Linked DNA regions of Mus musculus: region 2 is linked to region 1. A link is a loop called in an ENCODE intact Hi-C map of the cell type or tissue named here. Cell type or tissue: left cerebral cortex. All regions are shown on one strand. Each heading gives the region's core, and the rest is flanking DNA. Links, peaks and the distances in the headings are about the cores only.

Region 1 (7,890 bases), core at 1,987-5,986:
TACACAAATAGTATCCTCATTAAAAAAAAAAATCCAAACATTGGTTAAGTATAGTAGGTCATACCTATAATTCCAGAGCTGTAGGATTGCTACTTTAGAGACCAGTTTGAACTGGACAGCGAGTCCCTGTCTCAGAAACAACTGGTTGGTGCTGGAGAGCTGGCCCAGCACTTAAGGGCTTGCTGCCCCTCCAGAGGACCTGGGTTCAGTTCCCAGCGCCCATGTCCAGTGGTTCATAAGCACCTGTAGTTTGAGCTCCAAGGTGATCTGATGCACCTTTCTGACTTCCAAGTCACAAGCATGTACATGCGTATGTGCACATATGCACATCCTCTCGAAATAAATAAAGAAACAAGTCTTAAAGGAGTGCAAACCAGAGGGACACATGGCGGTATTAGACCCACCCTCATTTCTAGCCTAGTTTGCTCTCAGTCCCCACGCTTGCTTGGCTGTTTCTGGACTCAGCTACTGGTGGTGAGCAATGAGCAGATGCCACAGTGTGACCGGTGTGGTGGGTTCCAGGTATGCTTTGCATTCTGGCAGGCTGATTCCTCCCACCTTCAGCTTTCCCACACTGTACTCCCTCCTCAGGGAAACATTTGCTAACGTTAGTTCTGCAGCCTTGGGCAAGACTTTTCAGTCATCTGCAGAAGTTTGCCATGAAAATAAATGCCTTGGTATTTCATTGGGAGATATATTATTTTTATACGTTGATTAACTTCATTGTGACATTAGTCAGAAATCCATGGGGGGTTATAGTCTATTTTATTTTTGATTAATGAATGCATTAATCACGTATATTAGTGGGTTTGTATGCTGTCTCCGTTCATGCGTCCACCAGACACAATTCAAATGTTGTATGGATTTATCCCCCTCTCGTAATCAGAAATCCATGTTTGGGTTAACTTTTTTCTTAATGTCCACCTGTGTTCGAGAACATAAGTTTTCTGTGTCTAGCTCACTTCACTTAACACGATGCCCTCTGGCTCTACCCATGTTCCACATGTCATCAGCTTCCTTTGTGCTTTATGGCTGTATTCCTTGTGAATATATACCATGGTTTTATTATAAAGACACTCAATGTGTCTGTTCACATGTGTTTCATGAAAGTGTGTGGGTTTTATTCTAAGGTATTCATCTTTCTTGGTAAGTTCAATCTTAAGTATTTTGAACATCTTGCATGTTTAAGGTCTTTCCCATTGCTTCTCTGACCTGGCCTTTGAGTATGTATTACTCTGGTGGCACTCATGGATTCTTGCATCATTTGACTCCATTTCTCTTTGGTCTTTTTGTATTTTCACGACACCCTCTGGTCTGCCAAGTGCACTCCTTCTTTCCCAACTCTTACAGCACTACTTGCTCGCTCTTCTCTGGTGCATCTTAAACTGCCAGTGTTAAGTGATCGGAGACACGAGCACTCCATGCCCCGTGCCTGACCTTGATGGGAAATGCATTCGGTATCCACTGTACAAGAAGCCTGTTTTAGAGTGGGCTGTCAGAAAAGGACTTTACCCAACGTGTTTAGTGTGCCACTTCCTCATCAGTGAGACATTTCTGACAAAATCCAGGACCCATTCCCATATCCAAACGCCTTGAGGCTTTTCCTGGCTCACCAGATGCAAAAGCACATATTCACTTTATTTATCTATTTGTTTATCCTTCTCTTTTTGGTCTTCCTGTGATTTCTGGAGACAATATGGCAAAAAATTTTAGCTCAACGGTCACTCTAATTGTATGGTGTCCAAATTTTCTTGTTCTCTCTCTTCCTGCCCATGGCTGAGCAGCCTAATGCTGATATTCAGCGACACAGCTTATGTTGTCCCCGCCTCTGCCCAGCTTTCCTCTCACTGCAGGTTGTGTCGGGCTCCCAGCAGGCTATTGGCATCCACATTCACAGAGTTCTGACTCCTCTGAGAGGATGACCTTGTCCAGGAGGCACCTCCATAGCTCAGGGACGCCACAGCAAGGATGCTATCCTGCTTGAGTCATCTGTATCTTCACTGCTGAGCATGCTCAGGCACCAAAAGTCCTCTCCACAGCCCTGAATGGGCTGGTTAAACTCAACAGAAGTAGTGAGCTGTGTGCTCACCCTCTGCCTGTCTAGACCAGACCCTGCAAACTCCATGTTCTTTTGGACCATTCTCCTTTTCAGAGGGACGCGCTAGCATTTGACAGTGTTGGAAGCATTCTCTTCTTCACCTGCCTCTACCTCTTTCACCAGATCTTTTTTGATATTTATATTAGTGGATATTAGCTTTACAAAACAATGGGTTTCTTCCTGACATTCAGGGGGTGCATAGAGTGTACTTTGATCAGGTCACCCCCAACCTAGTTTGCTTTCTGTTGCTATGATATATAATCATGACTAGCTTGGGGAGAAAAGGGTTTGTTTCATCTTACAACTTCCAGTCCTTCTACAGAGGGAAGTCAGGGCAGTAACTTGAAGCGGGAGCCTGGAGATGGGACCTGAAGCAGAGGCCACAGAGGAAGACTTCTGACTGGCTTGCCTTCCAGGCTCACCCCACAAACCAGAGCCTATGGGATATATGTATTTTCTTACCTGAGGTTCCCTACCCTTGGATGAGCCCTGTTTATTGAGTCTCTTGTCAAGTTGACAGGAGACTAAGTGGCGCATTCCTGTTGCTCTCTTTCATGTGCCACCACACCATTCTTGTTTCCGGCTTGCCCACTATCATTGTCTGTTCTGCCGCTAAGCTCTGAAAGCTCAAGGACCACATGTGTCATGAGCTCCCAGGCACAGGCTAGGCAAAGATATGGCATCTGTTTTATGAACCTTTACTTGCCTTGTGCCATGCATGCTCTGCTCTGCAGTCTCCCTGCTATGGCTTCTCTTACACAAGAGACATCAGACACCATGAGATCGTTGCTGAACAGAGTCAATGAATAGCATTTGCAGTTAGGGAGCAGTCAGTGCAAGCATAAACGAGGCATTCGATTGTCGCTATAGATGATGCTTATGGAAAACAGTAGTGTTGGTGTGAATCCTGTCTCCTTCATAGAGATGTTGGTGATCTCCATGAAGATGTCCTGTAGCCAGGAGCTTTGTGCCCTAACCAGGTGTTTTTGTTAGGGTTTGGTTTGGCGACTTCATCTTTTCTTTCGTTTTCCTCCTTTTTTGTTTTTATTTTATTATTATTATTTTTTAATCATGGCTAGCGCCCTCCCTCCTGTCTGAGCTGATATAGACGCTAACAACTTGTGGTTTACAGCTGAGGGCGCATTTCCACTACATTCCCATAAGCCTCCTTACCTCCTTCCTCTTAGCATCTGCCCAGATCTGGACATGTTCTTTATATATGGACAGTGATACTTTGCCCAAATATTCTGGTTAACCTCAAGGAATGAGTCTCTGACACTACTGTATTAGAATGGGTGAAGCCTTGGGTTTGGCAAGTAGAAAAAAACAGCCTTGTGGCTGGTTATCTGGCTTCAGCACTGGCTGTAGGCATCTCTCTGTGTCAATCGAGGAGATGCCCTCTGGTGCTGACATCTGCTGGTGAGCTCCTCTCAAGTGCTCACTGTGCTACCAACACACAAAGCAAACAGTAAGAATGCGATTGCTCTAACTGTGAGTCTTCCACATTTCTGTCCCTTTCTAGAGATGCCCGGGAGATTGAGCTGTGAGCTGCGAGCTACATCAGAAGAGGCTTTAGGTACTTTGAGTCTGAACATCCAAGGCCAATGATGGATCATTACTTGAACTCAATATAAGAGCAGGTACTAAACGGACTACAATCGGCAGCCCCTGTGTCCCAAGGGAAGCGGTCGCTCCTGTTCTGGGAGAGTATCTGCGAGGGGAAGTGCTCGAATGGACAGCAGGGCAAAAGGAAACCCTGAATCTGTATTTCTCAACCTAGGTGCCCATGTAGGAGCTGGGCAGGCTTCTACAACAACATTGTGTCCACGTCAATGAAACCTCACCCCAGCATGGCTCATAGTCCAAGCCAAGACAGCTTCCTCCTCAGCACTGTGGGGCTGTTAGCATTCAGGCTTAGTTTTGTAGAACTCATGGCCTTGCAGTCTGAGCTGTCGGGAGATCCCCACTTTAAAGACAAACCGTGCAAGTATCCAGGGGAGCATCGAATTGATGAGTCAGTGTGCAATGCTTATCCACAGAAGAGTGACCTTCTGAGGGAACAGAGGACAGCCTAGGGGTAAGTGAGGAGAAGGACACTGACACCCCTGGGCAGGAGGAGATCCAGAGCATGCTGGCACAGTGCCTCACAGAGAGCGACAGGAATGCAGGCTCACATTGATTGCCACACACAACTTGGTGCTGATGGTTGCCTCGTGTCTGCATGAAGGATTCGGGAAACTTATACCCTGCTAGTCTCGTTATCAGGCTCTGGGAATGTTCCCTTGCAATTGAATCATTCCTGTCTTGGCAAACTCTGCTTTCCCAGTCTGCATGAAGGCAGGTGGTTGTGTGGTCTGGGTTTCCTCAGACAGGTTACCTTTATCCTGCTGTGGTGAAAGAGGAACTATTTTTCAAAACGAAGTGCCGCATTAAAATAACGTCTGGAGTCCCAGGGTGCCTTGTCCGCCTTGATAATGGTGCTACTCATTAGCAGTTTCTGTTAGCTGATCACCTGGAGCAGTTACATGGTACTCATAAGCAATCGTCCGTGTGTGAGATAGAATAAATCATCGTGTACTGGAGCTGGTAATTGATTTGTTTCTTTTAGCGCTGTTTTAATTAAAACATCTGGTTTGTGAACGGCAGGATCTCTCGTGAGCGAAGGTGGATGGCTATGGATTCTCAGTTCTTGTTTTACATTTTGTACGCACAATGCGGGGTCTTTCCTACCACTGCACCTCGAGACGTGTTTCCCAGACACGAGTTCGGTTTTCCTCCTCGTCCCCACATAAGCAGAGCCTTGTGATACTTAATGAAGAGGAAACTGAGGAAGGCATCACCCCCACGCTTACAACGTTGGATGAGCACTGTGCAGCAGGCTTTACTTAAGGCAAATGAAGATGGCTATGAGGTCACTGGGTGATGCGGTCTTATGGTACACTGTCATAGTGCGTTCTGTTCTTGGCTGAGCAGCGTCCCCACCTCAGGTGCTGGGGGTGGGGGCTGATGTCATGGATGGGGAACCACTGGCCATGAGACCTCCTGGCTTACTCCCAAAACCAAGTTCAATGGAAGTCCTTCTAGCTTTAATGGAAAACTCCCAGGCCCTTCTTGCTAGCAGCTCCCTCCCAGAGATGGAGCTCTAGAGGACCCCTCCCCACTTCTTCAGAGCAGCTTCCAGAGCGGAAACTCCAGAGGACAGTAGCTCTTGGAGATACTGGGGGCAACCTCAATGAACAGTGACAGTGTTGGAGGCTGGGTCTTGGGGGTAGGGGGGTGACTGTCTCACCCTATCATTTGAGAACATTGTAGCAAAGACCAGGCATGAAGTAAACTGCACTTTCCTGGCTTAGGAGACCATGGAATCCCCAAGTACATATGTCCCCCTCCAGTAGCTCCCCACAGGGTGGAGAACACCATAAAGGGCATGGAGAAGGGACTCAGTCTAGCTGTGGTGTGGAAACTGTAGGCCTCAGTACCTGAAGGAAGAGGAGGGAAGGCGACGGGATTCTCAGTAAATTAAAAATTATCCAAGGATGTGTCTACTTAGAGAAAATAAACACACACACACACACACACACACACACACACAAACACACACCTTCTACCATGTATTAAAAGTACATGCAGGCAATTCTAGGAAATGTGGTCAGGTTTATAGGTGATGCTGTAGTTTCCCTTTGCATCATCAAAGGCTGAAACCAGACACATGTAGACAAATTAGGCAGGTGGAGGTGGAAGTGTCAGCCTGGTTTCCAAATGAGCTAGGATCCCGCTATATCCTTGTCCCAGTTCAAGCAGGAGGGGAGTGCAGTTGTGGCTGAGCTAAGGCAGCAATGATATGAGAATGGATAGGTTGGGGCATAATAGAAAAGAAGGAGACTTAGCCCACTCCCAAGGTCAGCCAAGCCCACAGACTTAGGCTCGACCCACATAGCTAGGAAGGGTCTATAGCTGAGTCCTCTGTTTTAAAACTGGTGCTTGGGAGCCAGGAAGGGCTGGCTACATTTAGACAAACTGAACCTCACATTCCCCGCAGGGGTGGCCAGAGTTGCTGTGGAGGCTGTGCCTGAGAATTAGGGTTACAAACACATGTGTGGATGTTTATTCTGGAATGTGTTCAGAGTTCCCTGGGAGATCTGGTGAGATAGGGGGAGGGGAGCAGCAGACTGGAGGAGATGAAGGAGACAGGAGGGACAGCAGAGACAGGATGCTGAGCAGAGCCATGACATGAACACAGAAAAGTGGCCAGTGACAGCAAGCCTGAATGGGGAAGGGATATGGGGAGGGGGCTTGGGCTGCTCAGAGCACAGCCTGAGAACTGATTTTTTTCCTCCTGGGTCATTTGTCACAACTCAGAGTTGTCATACTAATTAATCAACCTTCAAAAGTAGGCCTTTGCATAAGCATATTGCTATCAGATGACATCTAAGTGGCACATCTCCAGGCCATGAAAGCAGAGAACAAGATTGTCCCTGAGTCCATATAAGCCCAGCCTTGCTGGTCAGTGTATTTAAGTCCAAGTGCTCATAGTCCTGAGTGTCAGACAACACTGTGCATGTGTGCATGCATGTGTGTGTGTGTGTGTGTGAGAGAGAGAGAGAGAGAGAGAGAGAGAGAGAGAGAGAGAGAGAGAAAGTGGTGTGGGAGTGTATATGTGAGGGAGTGTGTGTGAGTGTGTATAAGTGTGTGTGAGATGTGTGTGTATGTGTGTGTGAAAGAGTAAGTGGTATGTGAGAGAAAGTGGTGTGTGTGTATGTGAGAGAGAATGATGTGTGAGTGTGTATAGATGTGTGTCTGTGTGTGTGTGTGTGTTTTCTATTTGTGGTCCCTTACCTGTGGAGTACAGGATAGTGTGGTATGTGGGCTCTGTCATCAAATGCTGCTTTGCAAGCAAGACAAATTAACTGGCTTTTCTCACTTTCCTCATTTGTACAATGGGCTGAGATTTACGCTCCTCTGTCGTATCTTTGGGTTAATCAAATAAAATTGTGCATATAAATCTATTAACCTACTAGAACCCAGGTCGCTCTGGGTGAACATGAGCTATTACTTACTACTGATTTTGATCAGCGTCTACTGACTTCCAACATTCAAAGAAAGTGAGACAAAGGAAATGTTAGTCTTTTAAAGGCTTTAGATTTGCCCATCTATTGGGAAGGCTGTTAGCATCCCCACAGGATGTCCTCCCATTTGATTGTATCCTACAATGGTATGGTGCACAAGCCACAAAGAATGAGCGGATTACATACATTGCCACAAACCAAAGCCCCACACAATGTGTTTCCTTGGCTTTCACATGATGCTCTCATCCTGACCCAGGATCCATTCAGGATCCTGTATGGCGTTTAGTCATTGAATCTCTTCAGGGTCCCCTCCTCTTGGCTGCAGATGCATCTCAGAACTTGTTTGATGATGTAGACAGTTTTGAGGACTAGTAAAGAATTTTGTGTCTTATTCCTCAACTAGAATTTATTACATTCGTATTGCATTGCATTCGTATTCATTCCTTCTGTGTGAGCCTCTCTCTTTCCCCCCCTCTCTCTGTATGTGTGTATGTGTTGTGTATGTGTGTGCAGACATACCATAGTGCATCTGTGTAGACCAAAGGGCAATTTCTACCATGTGGGTGAGTTCTGGGGATTGAGACTCAGGTCATCCAGCTTAGCAGTAGGTATCTTTACTTGCTGAGATATTTTGTCTTTCCCATGGCCCTGATATAAACTTCTTTAAAGCTAAGTTGGAAGCAAAATCGAGTAGAATCATGCAAAATCTGACTTTTCATTGATCTT
Region 2 (5,153 bases), core at 706-4,705, 72 kb after region 1:
AGCCAATAGCTGCTGACCCAGACAACACTCACATGAAACATTTCTGTCAACACAGAAAGTTCTGTCCGACAATCAGCTCACCCCCTGATATTGTTGTCTGTTTAGTTCCCTAGAGTGGTATTCAAGGTCTTACACACTATAACTCAACTTGTTCTACTGAACACAGAGTAAGTCCTTTGACCAACCATCAAGTAAAAGAAGGTGAAATAATCTCAGGAGAAGGAGCCTGCTGTCTTATAGCAGTGTCTTCCATACAGAATTGTCTCAGGGCCTCTTCCTGCCAATTCAGGACTCCAGGTGCTTCTGTCTAGGAATAAATACTGAGCACTGGGCAATGGAAAATACTAAACTCACAAAGGAAATGGTTACTTGGTTTTGGTACTCATCAATAAACTCTTTATATTTGAAAGTATGTGGGGCAGGCATGACTTCCATTAGGCTATACTTTGGCTTTGCCATTCTCTGGCTTTTAAACACAGACAGCTTTCTTTGCCTGTTCCGAGGCCCAGGTCTCTCCACTTTTGGTGGAAGCCATTATTTTTCTCCTTGGTATCTGGGTTGTGAAGACTTAAGGCAGTTTTGTCAATGTAGACTTTATAAATTTAAGTGACATCAGTACCGTATGGCAGCATTTGTGGGGTTACAGTGTGGGTCAGGGCTGTGAGTTGCCGTGCGTCATGTTATCTTGTATCTTTGTGCTTACAGTGATCTCCCTCAAAGCTGGCGAAGATTCATCATTTGAGAAAAAGAAGGTGACTTGGGCATTTTTTGAAGGTAAGTCTGGTGTCTTGATGCAGCCTCATTTCTAGCCAGAAAGAAAGGGATAGAAAAAGAGAAAGAAAGGATTCAAGTCTCTTAGTGTTTTCATAGCATCAAGTTATATCCTGGACTGATCTTTGCAGGAGTGAAATGGTAATTACGAGTGGTATCCTCCACAGTGGACAAGTGGGGGTGAAAATCTTACTCTGCCCACTTCCATTTGTTTCCTTGTTTCACTGCCCTGTACTTCTCCTAGGTGATACTGAGGAAGGTCTTCCTAGGGATGTGCCATTAAAGAATACATCCACCAGAATTGCCTTTAATTTCTGGTTGCTTTAGAAGTTTGGGGTTCTAAAAAGTTTGAAAGCTATATGCAAGTTATCTTCACCTCATGTTAGAATCACACAGGGGGCTTTAAAAAACAGGGATGCTTGACCATCCAGAGAGATTCTGATGTAGGTGGAAACGTGTGCATACTTCCCCATTTGACTCCAGCTTGCTGCAGGCTAGAATTCATGGCCTCTGAGACTGCTCAGAGGCAGTCCTACCCTGGAGCTTGTCTTGAATGCAGGATTAACTCTGAGATGGTCCCTTATGCGTTGGGAAGGACTGTACATCTAGTATTGACACACTCTGTAACATGATTTGAATCTCCAAGACACTTGGTATAACACAAACCTCTGGCATCCATTCAAGTATGAGTCTTGGAGTGGAGTTTCCAACAGTGGTGATGCTCTGTCACTGTAGGGGACATTTGCTGGTTTCAGGGACAGTTTTGGTTGCCTCAAGTGTGGGCATGCCATGAAAAGCCTAAGAATAGAGACAATGCACAGAACAGCCCCCACATCAGAAGACCCCCCCCTCCGTAAGAGAGGTTATAGGTCTCTGCCTCAAAGAAAGGACAGTAGAGAAAGGGTCATCGCAAAGTAACTGAGGAATGTGACCAGAAGCAATGACATCATGCACTCTAATTTCTCAGGCAGAGTTATTGACATCAAGGGGGCAAGGCAGGACCTTTAGAAGGATTCCATCTTGTGAAGCCTTTGGGTTGATTGATGAAGAATGGGCTGGTCAAAGGATCTAGTAACAGGTGTGTGTTTGGCCTCACTACCACGTGTGTGTGTGTGTGTGTGTGTGTGTGTGTGTGAGAGAGAGAGAGAGAGAGAGAGAGAGAAAGAGAGAGAGAGAGAGAGAGAGAGAGAGAGAAAGAGAGAGAGAGAGAGAGAGAGGAAGAAGAAGGAGGAGGAGGAGGAGGAGGAGGAGAGGAGGAGGAATAATTAATCTTATAGGGAAAGCATAGAGATTCAAAGCTACTTTTCCAGTAGCCTGTTAGAAAGACACCATATATCTTTGAAAAATTCCTTTCTAATTGTGAACATGATTGGCTAACCATACACTGTGACGTAACCACTCAGTTTGCCAGGACTTACTGCTTAGTTTAATAGTTATAAGTAGTTGGGGTTTTTTTTTTTTTTTTCTTTTCAGATCACATTTTATCCAATAATGCATCTTTGTATTTTGGAGCTTTTTTCTATACTTCATAGTTGTTTTTTTCTTTTTTTTTATAACTTTCTCCAAGCAAAGCAGTCCCTGGTTCCCTCGCCCTCTGTCTCTCATTTGACTTCCTCTTGGGCAGAGATAAAAGTGGCTCTCTTCCCCATAGGGAGAAGCTGTGGGGAAAAGGAACAAGGTTTTCTCTTCTCCTTGCAATTGAGTAAAATTGAGGCAGCCTGGCAGAGCTTTATCTATGTCTCCAATGCTGTCTTGAGCACTGGTGCTAGCAGGCCTGGAGAGGTGGACATGTCTGCAGGATTCTCTAAGGAAGCTCACTCCAGGGTAGCTGCTTCTATGCCTTCTTTCCCTGTGCAAAGGAGGTGGAGGTGGTGGCCATGTTACTGGAAGCAGCAGCAGCAGCAGAGGCAATGTCCCCGTGTTCTGCCTTTTTAGCCCACTGTTGCTTTGGCAAGGTCAAGGATGTAGTTGAAACTCTCTGGCACAGGATCGCAGGCCTTTTGCCCTTTTGTTCCTGATTGGAAGAGCTTCAGTGTGGGTTGTAGACAGATATCCACCCTCCTGGGGCTTAGCTAGGCCTGGCTGTGTGCCTGCCCAACAAAACAAGCATTGATTGTCAGGGCTCTTGATGAGATATTGGAGTGAGTTAAAATCCCTCAGGGCTATCACTCAGGTATTTTGCCCTGAGCAAGATGGTATTACAGACTGCATTAAAAAATAGTGGAAGTACACAGAGTTTTATTGCCGGAACAGCAATTCCCCAGGCTCTTGCCTTTGAACTGGAAACATAGATAGAACACTGACCCTGGCTTTCTTGACTGCTGCTGTGGTGCGTGTGGAGTTCGGGGGTGGGGAGGGGGTTGGTTGTGTAAAGGAATGCTTGGGTCACCCAGTTTCAAAGCAGCTCTGCATAGTCTGTTGGGTTGCCAGGCAACAGGTACTTTGTCCTGTCTGGCTCAGTTGGCAGTCTGGGAGGATGGGCAGAAGCTGGCACAGTAATATTGTCACCCTGTGTTGGCCTCCCTGTGGTGTGCACAGCCCCTGAAGCCTGCTGGCCCCGCCATCTGCTTTGGAGAGACCTGGATTTTTTTTTCCAGCTTGTCTATAAATGGCAGTGGTGCCTTTAGCAGTTCAGTGGCAAAAGGCAAAATCACAAACAGATTTAGGGACTAGAATGTGATGTTTTCTATTGCTGTTGAGTGTGTGGTTATAAATAATGTTTGTAATTTATATATTCATTTACTTCGCATTTATTTATTCATTGGTTTATTTATTTGGACAGAATGAAGTCCAGTACCCTACACAGTCTGTGCTTGTACTTTACCATGAAGCTAAATCCTCAGTCCTATGTAGTCATTCATTCACTCATTCATTCATTCATTCATTCATTCATTCATTCATTCATTTTGGGTGCTGAAGAACTGACCTACGGCCTCATGCATACTATGAGCACTCTATCATCAAGCCACATGCCCCAGCCTCCCTCCCATGTAGTATTTAAAAGCTGGGTTTAGACTTAGTTAAGTGCAGAAGTTTTGTTGAGTTTGGGTCTAAAGGTTTAATTTCACTCTTCAGACAGTGTTATTTGGTTAGGCTCGAGTTTTGAAACTTTTTTGGGCCATCTTTTATAAATAGATCAGATGTGACAATAAGGTGACCTCAGGCCAGCATGCCAGCCTGAGAACAATGCCTAGAACACAGGGCAACTTGCCTACACTGTCACTGTGAAAAGGTGACACTGGTGGCTTCTGGTTTTGTGACACTGGCTTTTGGTTAGCCTTTGCCTGTAAAGAAAACTGGGTTCAGTAGCAGAGTCACTGTTTTGAACAGGTTTGCCATCCTTTATGGAGTAAAAGAAATGGTTGTCATGGAAGACACAGTGAGGGCTTCCCAGTCTCTAGTGCTGCCTGGTCCAGGGACAATGGATGTGCCGTTTTTCTCTGCATGGGAAGTGACACCTTTGAAGGATTCTAAAGCTCCAAGGGTTGAGGAGAACGTATCCACTGCAACCCGTGCATGAAGACCCACGTGCAGATGGGTGGAGCCCGCTGCTGTGTGTGCATTGCCCCCCCAGAGCTTCTGCACTTGGAGCAACAGAGCATTACAGAGTGGCCAGTTGTGCAGCCACAGCTGCCTGTGGAGAGCCATGTCTAAGCAAGATCAGAAACTACAACTACACCTTGAGTTCTTTGCCTCCCACTAGAGTAGAGCAGGCCCCAGATGTGTGTGCTGTGTATAGGCACGCCTATTGAGAATGATAAACCTCAGAGATCGCCTGAAGCCTTGTTCCTCCGTGGTCCCTTCAGTCTAGAAACCATCGAGAGAGAACATGAATGAGCAGACAGGCAGATGAGGATGCTTTCATCCTGGGGCATAGAAACAGTAAGACAGTTTTCTCTTCCCATCCAAGAACAAAATAGAAGCCAAATTACCCTGTCTTTTTATGGGGGCTCACATCTGAATCCCTTAGAGACGGGCTTTGTCTCCGTTTGCCCCAGTTCTGTCTGGCCCAGCAAGGCAATTGGGTTATTTACCACTTTTTAAAAATTCATACCAGCCAAGTTCCTGGGGTAATATGCCCAAGAGTTAATAAATCGGGACTGGCTGTGGGAGGTCACAGGATTTGGGCTGTCCTGTATCCTGGTATCCTGTCCTCAGTCTGCATCTGTGACCTCAGCTGATCATGAGTTGTCTCTCTCAGAATCCACAAGTCCCCTTGTTGAGTTTCACATTGTTGAAATGGAGGCACAAGCCTATCCTCTCTAACCAATCCACTCTACCAGTCATTAAAGACCCACACAAGGACACATGTGCTTCTGTACAAAAGCAGTTGGACATTACTACCAGGGAAAGGCCATTCTCTTTTCAATTAGAGCTCCTTA

The links. Peaks named below come from ENCODE experiments on the same cell type or tissue, not always from the same donor. Only the 100,000 strongest peaks of a DNase experiment are listed, where the experiment ranks them.
Region 2: a loop joins it to region 1, with 1.8 times the contacts of the local background. A loop is called at or near these places in 1 of 42 quality-filtered maps.

The regions. Positions count from the first base shown.
Region 1 is chr14:32,813,227-32,821,116 of GRCm38, forward strand. It overlaps Tmem273 (transmembrane protein 273), which reads left to right. Exons shown (of 5, transcript NM_001163616.1): 5 at 3,621-4,742. The coding sequence ends at 3,645. Among named protein-coding and RNA genes, the nearest start is that of Fam170b, 17 kb to the right of the region's middle. In left cerebral cortex, for the core only: a CTCF peak has its summit at 3,532 (motif pointing left); no DNase peak of the experiment used is centred there.
Region 2 is chr14:32,886,249-32,891,401 of GRCm38, forward strand. Vstm4 (V-set and transmembrane domain containing 4) reads left to right here. Exons shown (of 8, transcript NM_178791.5): 3 at 706-774. Among named protein-coding and RNA genes, the nearest start is that of Gm36674, 26 kb to the right of the region's middle. In left cerebral cortex, for the core only: no CTCF peak of the experiment used is centred there; DNase peaks (open chromatin) are centred at 2,789 and 3,191.